Regions from separate parts of the Homo sapiens genome. Here regions 1, 3 and 4 are each linked to region 2. A link is a contact called in ENCODE Hi-C data. All regions are on one chromosome and are shown on one strand. The core of a region is the stretch at or near the end of the contact, and the rest is flanking DNA. Distances in the headings are between cores, read along the strand shown. Region 1 has its middle 100 kb from the start of SEPTIN10. Region 2 overlaps LIMS1 (LIM zinc finger domain containing 1). Region 3 overlaps SH3RF3 (SH3 domain containing ring finger 3). Region 4 holds the start of SH3RF3-AS1 (SH3RF3 antisense RNA 1).

Region 1 (3,085 bases), core at 149-2,648, 900 kb after region 2:
GGGTGCCCCAAGACCTAAGACCCCTCACATGACTCTGACCCTGACCCCTCCTCACCCCCTCCTGGGCCAGCAAGGGAGCAGCCGCCTGCTATTCACCTCCAGTTCTTCAGGTCCACCATGACTTTGGCCATTGCCATGGCAACCATCTTGCACGTGGGTGGCCTGGCAGCCTCTTTCTGTCCTGGGTGGCTTCTCAGTCACCTAAGGGAGGGAAACCTGCAAGAGCCCACACAATACTTTCCCCTGCACAGAGCTGAAGGTGCAAGGCCCGAAGGAGCCAGCGGACGGATGTGCTGCCCTTCCTGGGGCAGTTCTGAGGCACCCCATGCCATGCCACCCCAGCTCCTTCCCTGGCACAATGCCCCGACCTTCCACTCCCGTGCCCTGGAATTTCTTCCCAAAAGAAAGCACCTGCACAGTAGACCTGTCTCAGCACCCAGGCCCCATGGATTCACACCTGACACACCACACACACCTCATGTGCATGCACACACATCCCACATGCACACACCCCACACATGTACACATGCATGCATATACTCCACATGCACACACCTCACACATGTACACATGCATGCACACACCTCCCGTATGCACACACTTCACACATGTACACATGCATGCACATACTCCACATGCATACACACTATATGCACACCACACACATCACACACGTGCACATATAGACACTCCACATGTACACACACCACATGTACACACACCACATGTACACACACCATACCCACATGCACACATTATATGCACATACACACACACTGCATGCACACACCACACAAGCCACGTGCATGCACAAACACACGTCCACACACTATATGCACATGCGCACACATCACTTGCACATTTGCACACACACCCTTCTCCCAGTTCTAGGACACCTGCGTAGATGAGGCTTTGCAGGAGGAGTGCCACAAGGGAAGGAGGGAGGTGGGTGCCCATGGAGGCTGTAGTCTGTGCTGCCTCACCTCCCCAGAGCCAGCCTGTGGCTACAGAGGATGTGGCCAGGGGTGTAGGGGATTGGGTATCACCAGCAAACCAAGCCCTCACCCACAGCCACATTCTAACTTCAGCATCCAACAAAGCACTTCAGCTACCCCAGGGGGACCACCGTGATGGTGGCCGATGAGCAAATCCTAGAAGAGCAAGCAGCCGGGTGGAGCCCAGGCAGCCTCCTGGGCCTGGGGGCCTTCTGGTCCCCAGTGAGTCTGCGGCTCCATGTCAGAGTTCTCCTCACCACTCAAAGCTAGAACGGAGAAGGGCCTTAATGTGGGCATGTTCCCACGGTCCTTAGAAAGGCAGTAAGCCTGGTTTATGTTGCTCCATCAAGTGCTCTTGCAGCTCTGAGGTTTGGTTGAAACTTAAACTCAGCATCAAGCTAGCCGGGCCAGATTCTGAGCTTATGTAACGCCCTGGAAACTCCCATGTGCTGGACTGGCTGTTTCTGGAATCTTATTATGATTCATAACTTGGTTACGGCTCTGAGCTGGTAAATACGGAGTTTCTGCTGTGGACTCAGAAAACCACGTTATAAAACACAGACCAGGGCTGTTAGGAAAACGCAGCCCCGGGTGTGCGAGTGCCCACAGCTGCAGCCCATCCGCCCACCGCCCCCAGGGCTAGTGAATTATGACTGTGCACAGCTCAGACCTCCATGGATGAAAGGCAGACTCACAGGGCCCTGTACGAGTTCAGTGTGGGGCACTTGGCTGTGTGTTGGAACCAGCCTGTGTGCAGGCCAGGCGGGATGCCGCAGGGAAGCCCTGGTGTGGGACCAGGGCCGTCCCTAGAGTTGGGCTCTTTCCCCTGTGTACAGACCCCCACGCAGGGACCTTGAGCCTGCAGTGCTCTGCCAGAGTGGCCTCAGGTGTGGCTACAGCCTGGACTGGAGTTTTCCTTCCCCTCATTTTTCACTTTCAGTCGCTGTGGGACCGATTGGTCTCTGGACTCTTCTTGCAGCTTTATTCCATGGTTCGAGGTCCACAGCTTGACTCCCTTGGGGGTTTGGGTGCCAGGGGAGAGGGCTGCCCCCCAGGCCCTGGGCACGGCGGTCACTTTCTCACTGCCTCCTCCTTTCCCTGGTCAGGTGGTGCTTCCCACCCTCCCTCCCTCTCATCTTCCCCCATGCCCCTCACACACTTCCCTCTCCTCAAGCCTCTGACTTCCATTAGCCAGAGATGCCTGGGACATGGAGCCAACCACATCTGCCAACTCTCATGCCCAGAGCCCTGCCCTGGGGCCTGAATGCAAGTCCAGGGATGACCTTTGCCCTGGAAATCACTTGTGGCCTCTGTCTGCTGGGCATAGGGTTTACCGCACATGCTGGATGTGGGTCCAGGTCTGCACTCAGCCTGGATGACCAATGGCGGCCAGGGCCAGGAGGGTTCTCCAGGCATTGGGAATAGACTAAATGGAAACTCGGCGGCACCCAGCACCCCATGATGGCGAGCTTGGCACACCCCTTGACGCCAAACAGTGTGCCCCACATGATTCAGTGTAAGTTGAGGAGGGAGGGCCTACAGGCAGTGGCTGAGAGAAGGGGGCCTGCAGGCTGGGGGCAGAGTGGCTATGCCCTCCCTGGAGGGTCCGTGGGGGATGTGGAATGTCCTGCCTATTGCTAACTTGCTTCATCTCATGGCTGGCCAGACTCCAGGACAAAGCCCTGGTGGAGTGGAGGACAAGAGCCATTGGCAGTGCAGGCCCTTCCTTCCCTTCCTAGGCCCCAGATCTCAAACCCACCTCCCCACTGAGGACCTCAGGAGAGCGCCTCATCCCCTCAGCCAGATCTCCAGCACCCCAAACTCGGCCATGGCTACAGAGACGCTTCTTCCCAGGGTAGGAGTAGTAGTCTGTTTTGCGTTGCTACAAAGGAATACCTGAGGCTGGATAATTTATCAAGAAAAAAGGTTTATTTGACTCATGGTTCTGCAGGTTGTACAGGAAGCATGGCACCAGCATTTGCATCTGGTGAGGCCTCGGGAGGCAAAAGTGGAGCAGGAGGGGTAGGGGCCGTGGCGGACTTTTTCAAACGATCAGATCTCATATGAACTAACAGAGCAAGAGCTCACTC
Region 2 (3,400 bases), core at 790-3,289:
CCTTGGCCTCCCAAAGTGCTGGAATTACAGGTGTGAGCCACTGCACCTAGCCTGAAAATTTTCATTCTAATATAAAAATAGAAGAAACAATCCTTATACTCATCACCCACACTTCTTGCCATATTTGCTTCACATATTCTTTTTTCTTTTCTTTTCTTTCTTAATTATTTAAAAGCAAATCCCAGACATCAGGTCATTTCATCCCAAAATACCTCAGGGCTGGTCCCTGAGGAGATGGACATTTTCTTTTATAAGCTGGTCTCTGAGAAGATGGACATGCTATTACCATATCTAACAAACGAGTGATAATTCTTTATCACCATCCAGTACCCCACCCATAATCAAATGTCCTCACTTGTCCCAAGAGTAGCATTCTACATTTGTTTTCTTTAAACCAAGATCTAAACAAAGGCCATAGTTTAATAATACATTTGATTGATATGTCTGTTAAGTCTCTCTTAATCTGCAGGAAAACCCCTTCTCTGTTTTTCCTCCAGTCATTGACAGAGATACCAGCTCTGTTGTCATGTAGAATTAAAGTTTTGAATTTTTAAAATAAACCTTATTTTGGAATAATTTTAGATTTATAGAAAAGTTGCAGAGGTCAGGAGCTCAGATAATCCTCACATAGTCCTCACCTAGCTTCCCCTCTTGTCAGCACCTTCCATTATCTTCATCATGTCTTTTTTCTATGCCATCAATCAGTCGAGGATACCACATTGTGTTTAGCCGTGGTTGAATTTTTAAATGATTTCTGATTATAAGTTCTCATCTACTGCTGAGAAAAATAACCATTTTCTGACTAGCAGGCAGTACACCGTTATGGTTTAAAACCAGGCTGAGGCCAGGTTTCAGTTTTTCACTCAATTACGTAATAACTGTATAGTAAGTTACACTTTCTATGTCTTGTCTCATCACCTTTGAAATGGGAATAATAATAGTACTGTTTCATTAGATTATTGTAAAAACTAAATTTGGTAAGTGTATGCAAAGTGCTTATCACAGTTCTGGGCGCATAAGAAGCACTCAATACATCTAGCTCTTGACCAAGGTGCTATTTCCTAAATTATATTGAGCCCCGGGGAAGGAATAATCAGAGCCTTTATTTCTTCCCCAAGGCTCTGATTTAAAAAATAACCTATCAATGTTTTTTTTCACTTTCCTTAGAAATAGTGCACTTGCTTTGGTTCTATATAGTGGTCTCATTACATTTTGAGGTATTTCACTTCTATTTTGGGAATTTTTGTTCAGTAGAACATAGTTCCCTAGAGTGTTTTGATCAATCAAAAATATTGGCTCTAGGCTGGGTGCAGTAGCTCACGCCTGTAATCCCAGCTCTGTGGGAGGCCGGGGCGTGGGGATCGCTTGAGCTCAGGAGTTCGAGACCAGCCTGGGCAATGTGGCAAAACCCTGTCTCTACAAAAATACAGAAATTAGCTGGGCGTGGTGGCATGAGCCTGTAGTCTCAGCTACTAGGAGGCTGAGGTGGGAGGATTGCTTGAGCCAGGGAGGCAGAAGTTGCTGTGAACCATGATCTAAAATATATATATATATATATACACACATATATATACACATATATATAAAATATATACACACATATATAAAATATACACACATATAAAATATATATATACATATATAAAATATATATACATATATTATATATACACATATATAAAATATATATACATATATTATATATACACACATATATATATACACACACATATACACACACACACACACACACACACATATATATATATATATACATATATATATGCCCTAAGAGTGAGTTTTTTCTCTTGGCAGGGGTTCTTGAGATCAGGATTGGAGGATTAAAACTTCAGGCCTTTCTTTTATTAGTCTCACAGAGTGACTGGTTTGATTTGTGTTTTAGAATTAGAATCACCTTCTTCACCAGACTTCCTTTGCATGAAGCAGTAGGAGCAAGTGGCTGCTTGACCAGCTTGAGCTCTAAAGTGTGTTTGTGGTATGAAGTGTTCTCAGAGGAACCGAAATCGGTGTGGTCACACATCATCAGTGCCTCTTCATACACCCACGCTCTCCTGAAGTTTGCTGTTTGTATTGCTTCCAGTGCGTGTTGCTGTTCAACAGTACCCTTGGTTTCAGCGTAGTTGCTATGATGAAGAAAACCTGTTAGAATCTGCCTTTTTTTTTTTTCCAGAACTGTTGGAAACATTGAATAATTCCATGTACTCTAAAAGGAAATAAAGTCTTTTGGGTAATTTGGACCCAAAGACTCCTAAGGAATCTAGGAATTCAGTTACATAGAAGGTCACTTCTTTCACTAGCTTTTGCCTCCAAACCTGCAGGAGAAAACCAGCTGAAGAGGAATACTCATATGAGTGGGGACTGCACCTGAGCACCTCACGAGGCTCCTTTCAGAACCCTCAAACCGACCATTCACAATATTCACGTGGACTAGGTCTGGGTCATTTGGAGAGAGAGAAGGTGTGGGCTGGCTGAGGTGTCTGGGTGGTTTCTAGTCAGTGTTTACACTCCGGGGCTTGCGCTGCGGCTCCTGCGCCTGTCATGCACCCAGTTTCCCAGAAGCTTCCGGGGTTAGGTTGTCAGTGTTGAGAGGCAGTGCTAGTTCAGACTTGACCTTGTGATGGTCTGTGGGGGAGAATGTTTTAGGCCCTGGGACAGTGCAGTTTAATGACTGAAACAGGAATCTTTGAGTCAAATCAACTTGGGTTGGATCCACACACTCTTATTGGTTGTATTGTTTGGTCAAGTCGTTTAACTGCTTTAAGACTCAGTTTCCCCATCTGTAAATGGGTATAATCACAATACATGCCTCATAGGGTTGAGATGGAGGTTAATAACACATAATGTGCTGGGTAGGTACTCCAACGTCAGTTGTTAGTAATAATTATATTACATAAATAGTTGAGAGACTGAGCTTTACAATACAAGCAAACATTTTTATGTCCTAGCTTTTTTCTTTTGTAAACTCGTAAAAGTCTTTATTATTAGAGTCAAAGTAGGTTTAAAACGCTTACGTTTCTGTGGACAAGATTAAGGCAACATGAAGTACATCTGGCTCATGCTGTAGTTCACCAGGTCTGTTTGTTGCTATGTCCACAAAAGAATGTGGGGAGAAACGTTAGCAGTGTGGGTGCTTCCTGCCTCCCTCCCTGGCCCTCTGTGTCCAGTCTGCCCTTCTGCCCTCCCTCCCTACACATCTCTGTGTCCACTCTCCTTGCTGTTCTCTCTGTCACCACCCTGGCTAGCTCAAGCTGCTGTCTGTTCCATGGACTGCCATGTGGCTCTGCACAGCTGTGCTGGTCCTTACCCTGGGGCCTTTGCTGCCTCAGAGAGAGGGGTCCTCAGCAAACAGGTGGGATCTTGTCAGTACCCTGCTTAAGAC
Region 3 (3,385 bases), core at 269-2,768, 600 kb after region 2:
AATGAGGCTGCCCAGAAAAGGCTGAAGGAAGTCAGTTGGCTCGCTATGGAGGAGGGGCAGTTTTCAATTAGAGTCTGACCATGTTGTCGGGAAAGTAGGGGACTGCTTTGGCTGGTTATACGTGACTATAAATCCCAACTTGGACAGTATTTCATTTAGAATCCTGACAAGGAAAAACAATACAAAAGTCTCAAAATGAATTTGTTAGCAACCATCCTGACTGCATTGTGAGGCTTTCCGACAGCTCCAGGGAGGTTGGCTTGAGGTAGCTTTGCCCAGCTGGCTGGAGAAATGAGATCAAGTGGAGTGGCTTGAGGAGAAGTCGGCTGACCCACACATTTGACAGATCTTTTGGGTTCATTGATCTTTGTCAATGTTTCTTCTCCAGATAGCAACCTCCCTTTTCTTGTGTTAAATGGACTCACCTGATTGTAATCACAGAACTAATTGTTGTATAATAAAGACCCATTCTCTCTTTGCCCGTGGCCCAAAGCAGCCTTCTCCCCCACCCGTCAGTTCCCTCTGCCCCTGGTATTTCCCTGCTGGAGGAGTTAGACCTCCTGGTGAGCTGGTGTGGGGTAGGTGCCATACCAGGCTGGGCACTGGAAGAACAAGGGTGGATCAGACACAGTCTTGGCTTTATGGAACTTCTGTTGGGTGGGGGAGAAAGATGATTGGAATATAGTGGATGATGAAAAGACAGATGCTGCCCACACATCCCAGGGAAGCCCTGTGCTGAGCGGTGTGCAGGTGTCGGCAGCAGGGTAGGAGTGCACTCTGAGCAGGTGGAGGATGCAGTCCTGGGAAGGCTCGGAGGAATCTGAAAGCACAGTCAAGCAGTTGCATCACTTTGGGTGCTCTGGGCTGCAAGTCATGAACACCCAGTTTTTAAACTGGGTTTAAACCACATGGGCGCGGTTGCTTATTCTCTTCCTTGGCAAGAACTCTGGAAGTAGGTGGTCCCAGGGCTGCTTCTGAGCTCAGTGATGTACTCAGGACATGGCTCTTCCTCCCTCTTTGCCCTTCCACACCCTGGTGTGTCCATAGCATAAGGCTATGTGTACGCCAAACGCAGCCCGGGCATCTTGTCCTCCAGTGATAACTGCTGGGTGACAGGAGGGACGGACCAGGGCTCCTCAAACCTCCCTCATTTTATTAGGGAAGAAAGTGTTCCCAGAAGCATCCAGGACACTTCCCCTTATATCTCACTGGTGAGGACGTGGCCCCAGGATCTGCAGGGAGCCTGGAGAAGGGCATATCTGCCATCTGAAGCCTCTATCACCTAACAGGGGGCTGGGCTCTTAAAGCAAGGAAGATGGGGGCATTGGGTGGACACCAGCTGTGTCCAACACAGCAGGCACCTTTGAGCCATGTCAGGGCAGCAAACTGTGTGTCTACACAGGCATACTAAGGTCAGGTCAAGATGGCTTCATCTGTCACGTGTCAGAGCCTGGCCTTTATCCTTTACCTTGAGTGGGGAACGTGGGGATGGTTTTAAATAGGAACGTGACGTGGTCTCACTGTGGTGTGGTGTGATAGGGTGTGGTGTGGTGTGGTGGATGGGCTGGAAGGGCAGGGTTACAGCCCGTGGGTCGTTCTGAGGTCACTGAAGTAACCCAAGCCCATGAGGCAAAGCCTCCCGGGACACTGGTGTCAGAGTGTGGAGGAAGCTGACTCAGTGACTGCCCTCAGAGGCCTGGAGCAGTCCCTGCAAAAGACCTGTGGATTGGGTGGACGTGGCGGGCAGGGGAGGGAGGAGCTCTGAGACCAGCCCTGCAGTTCTGGTTGGAGGAAATGGAGGGCAGGCAGTGGTCACTGGACGGCGAGGAGGAAGGGGTGTTTCTGCCAATTGTCTTGGGTGTGCCGGGTGCCCCCATGCTGCGTCTAGGTAGGGGCCTCAGCAGGCTGTTGGAGGTGAGGCTAAGACGCAGACTGGAAGTGACTGGAAATAAAGCTGTCAGCATGTGGTTTATGGGTAAAACCACAAGAGATAAGATCACCCAAAGGGAGTGGCCCCAAAAGCTGGGGCAGAAGGGCTTGCCTTATTCTCCTGGGAGCATTGCTACCCTGGCAGAGGAGGGGCCTTGGGGCTGTGGGGGCAGCAGGAGGCCGGGGCCACGTGTGCTGTGTAGAGAGTTCTTGTGTAACAAACCTGCACACTGTGTACATGTACCCTAGAACTTAAAGTATTAAAAAAAAAGAGTCATAGAAAAGAGAAAAAAAAAAAAAGGAGTGGAGCCCAAGCCAGCCAGGCCCTGGCGTAGAAGACCTGTGAGACAAGGACTAAGAAATTTCATTGACATGAAACAAAAGGGGGATGATTGAAAGACAGCCAAACAGGAATCCTTTTTGAGGAGGACATCTGAACAGCCCTGGAAGAACGTCTCTGCCTGACACTCTTGCTGGCATCTGTGGGCTCTCTCTGTCCCGTGGACAGGACAATCAGAAGATGGGCTCCACTCCAGCTGCAACTCTGGTGACATTTAGCTGTGTGGCCTTGAGCCTGTGGCTTCACCCCTCTGGACTTGCGTCCTCACCCCTAAAGGGGAGCAAGATCTATGTATATTGGAGACTGAGTTCCAAGGGCTGCTGGGGGTGACGCGGACAGCAGTGTTTTGGGAGATCTGAGACTTGGAGGGTGGTAGGCACTGACACCACAGCCCAGGAGCTCTGCACCAGCTGTAGTGAGCTGAGGAGAGAAGGGGCACGTCGCTGAGCTCACACATCTTGGTGGAGGCAGAGTAAGATCTCAAATAATCTGAGAAAACAGCTTTTGTACTTCTAACCAGTAAAGCTGTCCATGGAAAAAATGAGCAGCGTTAAACCTTCAGTGGGACGACTAACCTCCATACACATCACAATTGACCGTGTTAAGCATCTACGTGTCTTTCTGTGTTTCTCTCTCTCTGAGCATTGCTCAATTATGGAATAAGAAGTCTGTAACCTCCCCTCATGGTCCCTGCCCCCTTACTAATGTCACGGGCAGAGGAAACTGGAGGGTAGGGGAGAAGGCCACTTTGGGTCATGGGTAAAGAGAGAATAAGTCTTCATTATACAATTGTTTTGTGATTAAAATCAGGAGAGTTGATTTAACACCAGAGAAGGGAGGGTGCATTCTGGAGAAGGTACGTTGATAAAGATCAGTGAACTCAGATGCTTTGTAAAATACTCAAGCTAGCTGACCCCTCCTCAAGCCACTTTACACCATCAGAACAGGGGTGGGAGGTAGCCGGGCCCTGATTTCAGCAGTGTGTACTCGGAGTGCACTCCTGCTTCTATGTGGGTTCCTCTCGGGAGAGCCCCTGTCTGATGTAGTTTTTTGCCTGTGATGAGTGCCTCTCTGGGTAGAGTTCTTCCTCGGTGACTCTGGATGCCAGGAAGGGTG
Region 4 (3,215 bases), core at 690-3,189, 520 kb after region 2:
TCGCCGCCGACCCCAGCCCACCGCCAAACTTCCCTGCTGCTCTCGGTCCTCCTGTACGTACTTCCGTTGCTCTGACGCTCCCAGAAGCCGGGGCGTCGGGAAGGAGAGCGCGAATTCACCCTCCTCTGCGCCTCCGTAGGAAAAAATTGGAGCGGGGGTTCACGAGACTGCGCCGCGGCGGGCGCTAGAGCCCCTCGCACAGCGTCGCCAAGGGTGCGGCGTGGAGCCGGGCGCCTGGCGCCAGGGTGCTGGTCGGCGGGCAGCGGCGCCAGCCTCCGACCCGCGACTCCGGCGAGCCAAGGCTGCGCCGGGAGGAGTCGGCGCGGGCCCCGGGGTGCCCCCTTCAACTGGAGCGCCTTCCCCTCCTGCCTTGCGGCGCATCCCCACACCTACACCGGAACGAAGCTCCGGGGCTGTCACTTCTGCGCGCTTCTCGGAAAGGAGTCTGAACTGGGAGCGCTCCGGGGGGTCGTCGGGGAGGATGCCCGGGCGTCGGCTGTGTCCCCAAGCTGCTCGCCGGCGCTGGCGAGGAAGGCAGTCGGGATAACGCCGCCCAAACTTTCCTTCGCAGCAGCGTTGGCAGGAAACGTCCCTCTCTGAGGCTCACGAAAAGCCGAAAAAGACTCGGACGCTTGGAGGAGGCAGGGCCAAGCCTGCGCAGGAGAGGTTCCCCGGAGCCCTGGAGATGTCCTAGGGGACCAGGCTAATCGCCGGCTTGCGCCCAAGCGAAGGGAAGTCCTGCAGGCACGGCGCCTCCTTCCCTGAGCCCCGCAGTGACCGTGACCTCCGCGCGCACCCCCGCGCACGTGCTCGCGGCCGAGGAAGAGGAACGGTCCTGCTGAATCCTCTGGAGGACAGCGACTAGCGAGCAGGCCAGGGGCGCATGGAGGTGCCGCGGGGGCGGTGCGGCTCGCCAGCTGCGCGGAGGAGCGTGCACGCCGCGCCCCGGCCTCCCCGGGGACCTGGCCGGCCGCTGCCCGCACTTCCTGCCGCTGGTCTCCCAGGCGCGAGCCGCCGCTTGCAGCACAGAACCCGTTGAGCTTCGTGCCCGGCAGCACCCCCGGTCCCCCGCGCGGGGCGGACTTGCGGCGGGACAGGTGTAGCCCGCAGCCGCAGGCGCTGCGCTCAGGACTGGGCGGGCTCGGCTGGCCGGTCCCCGCCACGCAGGCCGGTCCCCGCCACGCAGGCCGGTCGGTGAGCCACTTCGCACCGCCACAGCCCTAGCATCGGGCCACCAGCCGGGGTGAAGAAAGTCACGGCGGAGCCCGGCTCCCCAGTCCTGATGCTGGCTGCCGGTGGCGGGCTCCACGCCGGCCCCGGGACCTAGGCAGCCGCGCGAGACCGCTGCGGGCGCCTCCCCCATGCTGCTCGGAGCGTCCTGGCTGTGCGCATCCAAGGCGGCCGCCGCTGCTGCGCAGAGCGAGGGCGACGAGGACAGGCCAGGCGAGCGACGGCGGCGTCGGGCGGCGGCCACCGCCGCGGGGGCGGGCGAGGACATGGACGAGTCGTCGCTGCTGGACCTGCTGGAGTGCTCCGTGTGTCTGGAGCGCCTGGACACCACGGCCAAGGTGCTGCCATGCCAACACACTTTCTGCCGCCGCTGCCTGGAGAGCATCGTGTGCTCGCGCCACGAGCTGCGCTGCCCCGAGTGCCGCATCCTGGTGGGCTGCGGCGTGGACGAACTGCCCGCCAACATCTTGCTGGTGCGACTGCTGGACGGCATCCGTCAGCGGCCCCGCGCGGGCACCAGCCCCGGCGGCAGCCCGCCCGCGCGTCCCATCCCAGGCCAGAGTGCGGCCCCCACGCTCGCGGGCGGCGGGGGCGGCGCGGCAGGCAGCACCCCGGGTTCCCCGGTTTTCCTCTCCGCGGCCGCGGGCAGCACCGCCGGCAGTCTGCGGGAGCTGGCGACCAGCAGGACCGCGCCGGCGGCAAAGGTGAGTATCTGTCTCGGCGGAAGTGGCCACGGCACGTGGGAGTGTGTGGGTGGGTGCTTGGGCGTGGGGGGCAGTGATGAGGTGCGGAGGAGACCACGGGTGGTCCTGCGTTGGCCCACTCCGCTGTTGCTCTTCCTCCAACTTCGCTTGCTTGGTGGCGGCATCCGGCCCCTGGGCAGCTCGCCGCTTGTTCACGTGTGTCCCATCCTCCTGTGGAGTGGGCACGCCTTCCTGTCCCGTCGCTCACCCCCGATTCCTTGGCCGGACTTGTTACCCTGCCTCTTAAACTTAGCATCGCCCTTGCGTCTCCCTAGAAACGGGGACCTTCTTCCTCTGGGTCCCCAGACACTCCCTCTGCACACCCTGGGCCTGCCTAGAGAAAAGTTAGCCCTTAACGTTTCTGACAGGGCTCTGATGGCTGCTCTGGGAAGCCCGCGGGCCTCCTGCCTGCGGTGTGGCTAAGGAGGGGAGGGCAGAAGGCAGAGTGGGACTGGGGTTTGGAGGAATGCTTCTAGTAGTCTGGAAGGAGTTAATCTGGAGGCCCCAGGAGCCTTTTGACCCAGCCCTTTTGGACTTGGCAGTGTCTAACCAGAAGCCAAGGTCTTCTCCTGGGCTCCCAGGCAGGGTTGCATTCCCACGGGGGTCATTTATATTTATTATTATTATTTTTGGTACAGCCGCATTTTAGGGCCTTCGCTGCTTCTGTTTTAGACGAAAGATCTTCTCTGGATGGCTTCAATGATTTGGTTTTAAAAGCTTCTTACAGCTTCTTATTACACACCCTTGCCACCTTGTGAACAGTTACCAGGAGAGAGGGCATGGGATGCTGGTTTAAATGAGAAAAGAAAGGACCCGGGTTTTGTTAATTTCTTTAAATGGAGAAAAGCACTTAAATGTTAAAAAAAATACATTATCTATTGGAATAATCATTTGCTTTAGAAACACAACTTTATTCCTCTACTTTTGACCATTTAAGGAGTTGGTGATGCCTAGTCCTTCCACTATGTGTAATCCTGAAATGCTGGGAACATTCTAGCACCTGGATTAGGCAGTACTGCAAATCTCTAAGGTTAAGGTTAGGAACTTAAACCCTTGGATGTTGAGCTTGAGTTAAATGCCATACTTTGCTGCAATGGGTTTTTTTTTCTATGGATCAGGAAGAATGGGGACAGTCAAGGATAGTCACTGGGGGTCACTTGGGGGGCACTGCTGAAGGGGAATTTTTTTCTTTGGTTTTAATTGTGATTAAATCCAGCTAAATGCTTGCGTTAGAAATTTTCA

Evidence for each region. Hi-C counts contacts between places; a loop is a spot of excess contacts on that map. Pooled maps may share reads with other maps.
Region 1: a pooled map shows a loop between it and region 2 (13-fold over the local background). The contact joins two enhancer-like sites. A Hi-C loop is called at or near these places in 5 of 37 single-sample maps with no recorded cell type and 9 of 50 pooled maps.
Region 3: a loop to region 2 is called in a map with no recorded cell type, with 6 times the contacts of the local background. The contact joins two enhancer-like sites. A Hi-C loop is called at or near these places in 6 of 37 single-sample maps with no recorded cell type and 12 of 50 pooled maps.
Region 4: a pooled map shows a loop between it and region 2 (6-fold over the local background). The contact joins the promoter of SH3RF3-AS1 here to the enhancer-like site in region 2. A Hi-C loop is called at or near these places in 4 of 37 single-sample maps with no recorded cell type and 6 of 50 pooled maps.

The regions. Positions count from the first base shown.
Region 1 is chr2:109,512,778-109,515,862 of GRCh38, forward strand. It overlaps a transcript of RANBP2 not described here. Among named protein-coding and RNA genes, the nearest start is that of SEPTIN10, 100 kb to the right of the region's middle. RefSeq lists an enhancer at 1,073-1,322. Within about 2 kb of position 1,399, at least 11 of the 41 ENCODE cell types and tissues checked have a DNase peak (open chromatin) inside an H3K27ac peak, as active enhancers do.
Region 2 is chr2:108,610,297-108,613,696 of GRCh38, forward strand. All of the region lies in intron 1 of LIMS1 (LIM zinc finger domain containing 1), which reads left to right. Among named protein-coding and RNA genes, the nearest start is that of LIMS1-AS1, 67 kb to the right of the region's middle. RefSeq lists an enhancer at 2,086-2,145. Within about 2 kb of position 2,040, at least 14 of the 41 ENCODE cell types and tissues checked have a DNase peak (open chromatin) inside an H3K27ac peak, as active enhancers do.
Region 3 is chr2:109,212,258-109,215,642 of GRCh38, forward strand. The region is part of intron 1 of SH3RF3 (SH3 domain containing ring finger 3); the gene reads left to right. It also overlaps a transcript of RANBP2 not described here. Among named protein-coding and RNA genes, the nearest start is that of MIR4265, 72 kb to the left of the region's middle. RefSeq lists enhancers at 1,867-1,916, 1,957-2,006. Within about 2 kb of position 1,519, at least 7 of the 41 ENCODE cell types and tissues checked have a DNase peak (open chromatin) inside an H3K27ac peak, as active enhancers do.
Region 4 is chr2:109,128,180-109,131,394 of GRCh38, forward strand. SH3RF3-AS1 (SH3RF3 antisense RNA 1) reads right to left here and starts at 1,940. Exons shown (of 1, transcript NR_029193.1): 1 at 1-1,940. SH3RF3 (SH3 domain containing ring finger 3) reads left to right here and starts at 1,026. Exons shown (of 10, transcript NM_001099289.3): 1 at 1,026-1,934. The coding sequence starts at 1,362. It also overlaps a transcript of RANBP2 not described here. RefSeq lists silencers at 242-301, 682-751, 762-811, 842-1,041.